Regions from separate parts of the Homo sapiens genome. Here regions 1 and 2 are each linked to region 3. A link is a contact called in ENCODE Hi-C or POLR2A ChIA-PET data. All regions are on one chromosome and are shown on one strand. The core of a region is the stretch at or near the end of the contact, and the rest is flanking DNA. Distances in the headings are between cores, read along the strand shown.

Region 1 (2,700 bases), core at 188-2,687, 570 kb after region 3:
ACCACATGTGTCCAAGTTAGAAGAATCCACAGGGTCTGAAAAAAATAACTGGATATTAGCATGAAAGACATTTACCAACAAACCTTAATACAAAATCAGGAATACAGACAATACCAATCTAATCAGTGACACTAGCACATCAACTTTTGAGTGACTACTACGCAGATACCACAGTAGGCTTCCTTACATACATTCGACACAACCACATAAAGTTTAAATCCACCCAGCACCAACAAGAGCACCCAAAAAATGCAAAGGGGACAGATAGCTTTAAACACCTCACCTGCAACCTTGTTTTCTTTCAAATGTTCATTGAACCCACTATTACCGTCTCCTCGTTCTTCTCCAGCTGTTTGTTCAGGATTGGACACAACATCCTAGAAAATACACATACAAAATATCCCCATTATATATGAAATAGTTCAAAATGAAACCTACTATTTGTGAACAATTTTTCCAATCAACTTTATTGAGAAGGTAATGATCTTCTAAATACTTATGTTTGCTGGTTTTCGGTTTAAAAAAAAAAATCTGCTCAATCTTCTTCAAACAAGGTATCACTCACCAACACAGGATTTTCTTTGTGCGTCTGGAGATTAGGAAGGTGTCGAGATAGCATACTGAAGTGAGAACCAGAATCATCCTCTAGAACCTGGCTTTCAGGCTGAGAATCTTCAATTATCAGGCAAGGAGTATCTTGCTGAGAGAAATCTGAATCCAACTGACTTCCAGTAGGGTCCATCTGCTCCCCTGGAATGGAATAACAAAAGATCAGTTCCGTGTAACCTACTAGCCTTGCTCACGCAGTCTAAACCTAAATAATGGGGCGGAAGTACAAGAGCTGGGAAACGGGACCACTTCAGGACTCCTCCAATTAGAATATTATATTTATAATTGCTGCAAGCACTTTCCTATCATGCCTACCAAGTCACCATTCCTCGTTATTTACAATAAGCCTGACTATCCCTCCCTATTTTTCATCACCTTCTCGTAGACACCCTTTCCCCTCCTTCCTAACCTCTTCTCTCCCCGCCCCTTTTTCCATCCCCCCCGCCACGTCCTTCTGGCGCCTCTACCTCCCCCCAAAAGAATGTTTTCTAAAATCTGTTCGCCAGAGGCCCCACAGCCTTTCAGCTTTCCTCACGACCACCAAGCCTTCTTAGCTAACGTTTCCCCACCCCCTCCTTAGGGCCCTCCAACCCCTTCCCCGTCACCGCCGCCATGCTTGCCACCCCGCCCCCTCCGGTCAGCCATCCCTTCAGACCCGAAATCCAGGCCTTCAGAGCCCACTGCACTCCCATTTCTCTCCAAACAGTACCAGGCATCCCGGCGGGAGGTCCCTCGCGCTCGAGCTAGAGGTCTCTGCACGCTCCCCAAGTCCCTCCAGATCGATCCCTAGGTCGCCGCTGTCGCCACCGCCGCCACCGGCCGCGAACTCCCCCTTTCCCGTCACGTCACACAATATCGGATCGTCCATTCGCTGCCGCCGCCCGCCACTCAAGAAATCCCGTGGATGATAGGTAGCTGCGGCAGAGTGCCCTGCCCCACGTAAGAAAAAGGAACACGGCGGCGCGTTTCCATGGCAGCATGGACGTTGCAGGCCCTCCCCTTTAGTAGAGCCGGAGAATGACGGTATCCTTGAACCGAAGGGACCTTGAGAGGGCGTGAAATACCTTCCCCTGCTTCCAGGACGATTGCATTTACCACTACTCAGACATTTCAGTACCTCTACCTGCTTTTTCTCGTTCACGCCCCTTAATCCCCGTCCCTCACCCTCTTTCCTGGAAAAGGAGAGAGTTTCCCAGCTTTCTCATAACAGGGCAAAGAAGAAGCGGCTTGAGGATGGCTAGGTACTTCAGAGCTGGTGAACCCAACAGAAGAGACTCTTTCTTCTTTGACACAGGGTTAACCTGTGTCAATCAGGATCCCTTTTGTGGGCCTCTACCCTGAATCCAAGGGCCTGACATTACATCTCTGCCAGGGCGTTTTTAGTATTTGTTTGTTTTTACATTGTATAAGGGCTCCAGTAAGCCATATTTCTTCCCATTGCCCTTTTCCGCCTAGGACGTATTTCAAGCTTCACACTTGTTTATCGTTGCCTTATCTTTTATGGGATTGCCTGCAGAGACTACAGCCCCAGACATATTTTGCACCTCCCATTGAGAGAATTGAGCACTGTCATTCTCAAACTCCATGGTAAAGAGAACAGCTGCCACCCCTTCTAACTAGATGACCTCAAAGATACTTCCAAACCCAGAGATTCTATTATCCTAATTATGGTGCCAGGGTCTTAAAGAGGGTGTGGCAGCTGTGACGAGTCTTAATGAACTAAGCCCCATGTGGCATATGTGTTTGTTTTGTTGTTGTTGTTGTTGAGGGGTGGGGGTATATTATTTAAGTGGCAGTTGGATCCAGGATAGAATTCTAGCCAGAGCAGCTGTCAATAGGGAAAGCACCTAGCACAGTGCCAAACATATACATAGTAGGCATTCAATATGAGGCAGTTTTCTCTTTCTACCCCAGGCTCAGATTTATTTCGGCACAGCCCAACCATGATTCTCCATTTCTGTAAATGCCCAATTCAGCACGTGATATAGGCAAAGCTGAAGTGGAGCTTCCTACCAGTCTTCTCACTGCTGCTATAAATTACAGTGATCCTATTTTCCAAACCAAATTCAAAGCATGTTGTCTGAATACACG
Region 2 (2,700 bases), core at 201-2,700, 870 kb after region 3:
TCTCCGGCCTCAGCCTCTCAAGTAGCTGGGACTACAGGCGCCTGCCACCACACCCAGCTATTTTTTTTTTTTGTATTTTTAGTAGAGACGGGGTTTTACCGTGTTAGCCAGGATGGTCTCGATGTCCTGACCTCGTGATCCACCCGCCTCTGCCTCCCAAAGTGCTGGGATTACAGGCGTGAGCCACCTTGCCCAGCCTTTCTTATTAACTCTTTTTTTTTTGAGATGCAGTCTCGCTCTGTCGCCCAGGCTAGAGTGCAGTGGTGCGATCTCGGCTCACTGCAAGCTCCATCTACCGGGTTCACGCCATTCTCCTGCCTCAGCCTCCTGAGTAGCTGGGACTACAGGCGCCCGCCACCACGCCCGGCTAATTCTTATTAACTTTTTTTTTAGACGGGATCTCGCACTGTCGCCTGGGCTGGAGTGCAATGGCGCGATCTCGGCTCACTGCAACTTCCGCCTCCCGGGTTCAAGCGATTCTCCTGCCTCAGCCTCCCAAGTAGCTGGAATTACAGGCGCGCCACCACGCCCGGCTAATTTTTTGTATTTTTAGGGTTTTCACCATTGTTGGTCAGGCTGCTGGTCTCGAACTCCTGACCTTCTGATCTGCCCACCTCAGCCTCCCAAAGTGCTGGGATTACAGGCGTGAGCCACCACGCCCGGCCCTCCAGGGTCTTAATACAAAACCGGGTGGCTGGTGGCGATGGTACAGTAAGAAAAGCTCCAGAGGGGAAAAGCGAATATGTGAATTATCTAATCTCAGCCACTGATCCAACTCCATAGTCTGTGACTTTTGGAGTCCTCCAATACTTCCAAGCTGCATGTTCACATTTAAAGTTTCTGGGGGAAAACGAACAGGGTAGAGTTTTAGGAAATACCAGATGTTGCTGCGATTTTCTACAGTGAAGGGGCGTGGAAGGGGACAATGGGAGTAGAAGCGGGTTTCTGAAGTTGTGTTTGTACTTGATTTTAAGCGAGCTGTGAACAACTCGTGTCCAAATAAGTGGCTGAGAGGTGGTCCTAAGTAAGCACAAGTTTAGTAGTAGAGTACTCGTAACACAGAACTGGCTGAAACCCCGCCCTCTTGTCTACGGGCGTTCTTTCAGGGCGACTTTGTCAGTACCCCAAACTGTCCCCGCATGAGGTCACTCTGCACGGTCACGTGCTCGAGCCCGCGGGAGCGCCACATCGCCAGCCGCACCCCTCCACCCCCAACCTGCCCACGTGACCCGGCCTAGTTTCTCCAGGCCCGTCCCTACGTCTCACTCGGGAAGCCCCGCCCCACGCTGAGCGCTCCGCCTGCGACCCTCCGCCACTTACCCACCCCGGCTCAAGCACGACCCGTGGATCCACGTGCTTTTTCTTGTCCAATGGGAGCCGGCTCCCGGGCGCGAAGGGGCGGGGAGGAAAGGAACGACTGTGCTACGTTGCCAGAAGGGGCGGGACCTGCAACGTCCGACAGAACGAGGGGACGTAACGGAGGCAGGTTGGAGCCGCTGCCGTCGCCATGACCCGTGAGCACCGAGCCCCCTTCTCCTTGCCCTTTTCTTTCCGTTCACCCTAAACACCACCGGCGAGGCGCCGGCTTTGACCTTCCGTAGCTTCCCTAGCAAGGCGTTTCTCTGGGCGCGCTCTGTGGCCACCCTCACACTCGGTGCCCGGAAATCGAGCCCTTTGCCCACGGCTACTTCACGGGACCACCCTCCCGGGTTAGGCATAGGCCCTCCCGGATCTTCCGCGGTGTAAGGAGAAGGCCAGCGCCCCTGTGATAGGCCCAGAGCCCCCACTCCACAAGCCAGCCCATCCCCCACGGAGACCCAAACCGTCCACACACACCTTGCCAGCTGTTTGGGCCCCACGCCGCCCCAAAACACGCCTCCAGCTGGCCCCTTGGGACCTCCCTTCTCTAGTCCGTATTTTGACCTGGCCCGTGGCAGATTCGCCACTCCCCCCTACCCCAAGCAGCCTGGGCCTCGATGGGCCGTTGTCGGGGCCCGGAGATTGAAGTGGTGTTGGATCCTGCTGCTGGCCGCGCTGGGGTAGAAGGGTCGCCGGTGTGTGGGCAGAGCGGCCCCCGCGTCTCACCTTTAATTTTCTTTCCTTAGGCGGTAACCAGCGTGAGCTCGCCCGCCAGAAGAATATGAAAAAGCAGAGCGACTCGGTTAAGGGAAAGCGCCGAGATGACGGGCTTTCTGCTGCCGCCCGCAAGCAGAGGTAGCCCCAGGGAGGGGAGGGAAAGGGACGGTGGAGACCTGGGTTAGACCAAGGGTTATAGAAGGAAAGAGAGCTACCTCAGGGCTTGAATGTGGACTAGTCGTGAGGAGCAGAGTGCATTGCTTCCTCTAGGGTTTTATTTCCTCCCCACCCTCCAAATTGTTAGCTCACAGCCTTACAGGAAAGGACGGGGGCGGGCGCCTGCCCTCAGTCTGATTTCTGAGCGTCCCTGGGTCTGACCTTAAGGGCAAGGGCAGGGAGCTTCACATTTCAAATACAGTTGTGGTTACGGCAGCCCAGTACTTTTGGCCCTCCTTGCTGTTCGGTTCTCCTCCCTTCTCCCAACCTCCTCACTGGTGTTGCTGGGTGTGGTCCTCAATACAGAATAGAGACCCTTGGGCCTGTGTCACCAGACTTCTGACCCCTTGGGCAACAGCCAGATGGAGACTGGTCGCCTTTTGAGCCTCAGCTCTCTTCCTCTTGTTC
Region 3 (2,700 bases), core at 100-2,599:
TGTGGCAAATCAGGGTTTAGATACCAATGCAACTATTATCAATGGCTCAGAACCAAACATTGTTAACAAAACACACTGAGTGGATCCTCCCTCTGCGTGTGTGTCTACATGTGCCCATTCATAACATGACCCTCCTACACACACAGAAACTCAATTTCTACTGAATTACAAAACATCTTCACATTATTAGAAGTGTATAATAAAACTGTCCTCTTTAATGTTCAAAGAAAGAATAATTTCTAAAGCGATGAGAGAGAAGAGTTAATACCAGGATTGCTGCTACCCATCAACTTTAATTCAAAGCAAAGTACAACTCAATGTCATTTTTACCTCTACTGTAGCCTCGACGGATACAAAATTAACTTCGCTGTAGAATAAAGTATCCTGGCATCCCAATGGATTATTTACTTCTCCGATTTGACAGAACATATACGTGAGTCTTTTGTCCCTCCCACAGCATCCCAGGGTGTCAACATCATCTCTGCCACAGCAAATGACGAGCAAATCCCTCAGATCATTACTTCAGCACCCTAAGTACAAGAAAGTCGCGGCCTTCACTGTCGTTACAACACAGCAAACAGATTCAGTAGTCCCATGTTCCTTTCCATGATAGTTGGGGAGGCGGGGTGGGAAATAAGCGCTCAGATTTCCTAGGAATCCTTCGTGTTCGGTGCTGGTACCAGAAGTGGCATGGGTACAAGTGATATGTGGGTCACCCACAGAGAGAGACGCAGAACGAAGCTTCGTGACCCTCCAAGTTCAGTGAAGACACCCAAAGCCTGGGGCAAAACGAGGCGGCAGCCTTCGGGGAAATCGGGCAGAACCAGAACGATCTCCGAGATGGAGAGTGACGGGGTCTGGCACGAGCCCCGGGCTTGCAGCGAACTGAAAGTCCCCGGTACCCCTCCCCTCCTCAGCAGGCTCGGTCACTCGGCGAGGGGTGCGGCCGGAGGAGGGGGTCGAGACTGGGGGAGGGCGGCGCCCTGGGGGGTCGGGGGGTGTGTCCTACCTGGGCCGTGGCGGACGCAGGGGTTTCTGGAGGAGGGCTCTGGTCCAGCTCAGGACCGGGACCGGCGGGGGTTAACCCTCGGCAGGCGGGACCGCCACTGCCTGCCCATCCCCCACCGCCGACTGCGGCGGGACCCGAGCGCGGCTTCCAGGGCCGGCCGGCTGGGTAGTCCCCTGGGGTACCGTCCGCGTTTACTGGCGGCGGCGGCGGCGGCTGCTGCTGCTGTTACTGCTGCTGCCGGCTCCCCCAAGCCGCTGCTCTTGTGCCAGCACCTGCTCCCCCTCCTGCCGCCGCCGCCGCCTCGTCCCCACCGCTCCCATCGCCGCTGCGGCGACTACTGCAGAGCCCGCTGACCCGACCCGACGTTATTCTCCCCCCTCGTAACCCGACACAGCCTAGCCCACCTGCCCTGCCAGCGCGCACGCCCACCTCTCCGCTACAGGTGCTGATTGGAGAGTGCGTTCCGAACTCGCAGCGTCGGTTGGCTAGTCCCATTGCCTATCACGAAGGGGGCGGAGAGTCGGGCAGAAACCGTCTCCGCCCCCCACCGGAGAATTGCCGCTATCTTCAGGTTTGCCTGAGAGGGCGAGTTACCGGGAAAGGAGCATCACAATGGCAGCGCGCATGCGCCTAGGAATTCTGGGCCTCGTAGTTCCAGCCATAGCCGCAACTCCCCGCCTGTCCCGAGGAGAGAAGTAGGGCTTCCGAGACAAGTAGTTTGCGCACATAGGTGTTCTCCTAGCGTGACAGTTAAATTGGTTATAGAGGGATGGTTGGGACCCCATGGTTGGGCTTTTCGGAATAAAATCGGAAATGCTTTGTCACGATACGAAATTACACACTGAGGCAGTCGCGATGAAGGGCCCAAATCGTGAGGCCCTGCAAGCCTTAAGGATCCATCCTCTTCCTCAGCATCAGCGCTGACAGCATCCCGCAAATTGGCGCCGTCCCCAGAACCGCCTAACGTGAAGCTAATCATCTTTGGGGGACTGGGGAAGGGCCTTAGGTGTGACGAGGAAAGGAGATGGGCACTTCCATAAACGAATGTCAACTTGGAGACCGGAGTGTCCTTACGGTTTCACAACCCAAGAACAAGATTTCATTCCCTTTGTGAAACACCACCAGCTAAAGACTCAATGGCCAGCCCCGGTGCACACCAGTATGCGATGCTGAGCAAGTGTATGCGGGAGGTGCTCAAAGACTTTCAAAGAAAAGCGAGGAGGGCGGAGCAAGGACGCTGTGCAGGATGCGTTTCTATTTAGTGTTGTGTCAGTCGCTTTGGCGAAGGAAAACCTTAAGATTAAGCACCTCTCCCATCTTTGCCCACCAGTGTACAGTAGAGAAAACACATGAAAAACGCTAAACAGCTTTCCTAAGGCTATAAACTAATCAGTGGCAAAACCAAAACTCAGGTCTCTCATACGCCCCACATCTAATGTCCTTTCTACTTAAGAATCACAATGATCCCCAGGGTTCTGCCATGAATGGAAAGAATGTAATGAATTATGAACTTCATTTTTACTTTAAATCCTTTTCTTCACTCAAGTGACATTGTCATTAAAGCTGATTAAGAATATAGAAAGGTAAATGACTAATCCTATATTCAATCTTGGAACTGTTCCTATAGAATCTGTTTCTTCTTGCTCAGGAAGTGCCACAGCCTCTTGCCATTCTTTTTAAAAACAGCAGGC

The links. Hi-C counts contacts between places; a loop is a spot of excess contacts on that map. ChIA-PET counts read pairs that join two places held with the same protein, here RNA polymerase II (POLR2A). Pooled maps may share reads with other maps.
Region 1: a loop to region 3 is called in a pooled map, with 6 times the contacts of the local background. The contact joins the promoter of TP53BP1 here to the promoter of TTBK2 in region 3. A Hi-C loop is called at or near these places in 7 of 50 pooled maps. POLR2A ChIA-PET finds 5 or more read pairs at or near these places in 3 of 52 experiments (A673, GM10248 and OCI-LY7).
Region 2: a loop to region 3 is called in a pooled map, with 9 times the contacts of the local background. The contact joins the promoter of SERF2 here to the promoter of TTBK2 in region 3. A Hi-C loop is called at or near these places in 7 of 50 pooled maps.

Annotation. Positions count from the first base shown.
Region 1 is chr15:43,491,719-43,494,418 of GRCh38, forward strand. It overlaps TP53BP1 (tumor protein p53 binding protein 1), which reads right to left and starts at 1,438. Exons shown (of 28, transcript NM_001141980.3): 1 at 1,319-1,438; 2 at 566-750; 3 at 284-377; 4 at 1-35. The coding sequence starts at 1,325. RefSeq lists enhancers at 464-1,172, 1,173-1,879.
Region 2 is chr15:43,790,870-43,793,569 of GRCh38, forward strand. SERF2 (small EDRK-rich factor 2) reads left to right here and starts at 1,451. Exons shown (of 3, transcript NM_001018108.4): 1 at 1,451-1,514; 2 at 2,106-2,214. The coding sequence starts at 1,508. It overlaps SERF2-C15ORF63 (SERF2-C15orf63 readthrough), which reads left to right and starts at 1,107. Exons shown (of 6, transcript NR_037673.1): 1 at 1,107-1,514; 2 at 2,106-2,214. RefSeq lists enhancers at 946-2,145, 1,934-2,263, 2,599-2,700 and a silencer at 1,134-1,213.
Region 3 is chr15:42,919,429-42,922,128 of GRCh38, forward strand. TTBK2 (tau tubulin kinase 2) reads right to left here and starts at 1,350. Exons shown (of 15, transcript NM_173500.4): 1 at 1,010-1,350. RefSeq lists enhancers at 668-1,168, 1,169-1,669, 1,872-1,971 and a silencer at 942-1,351.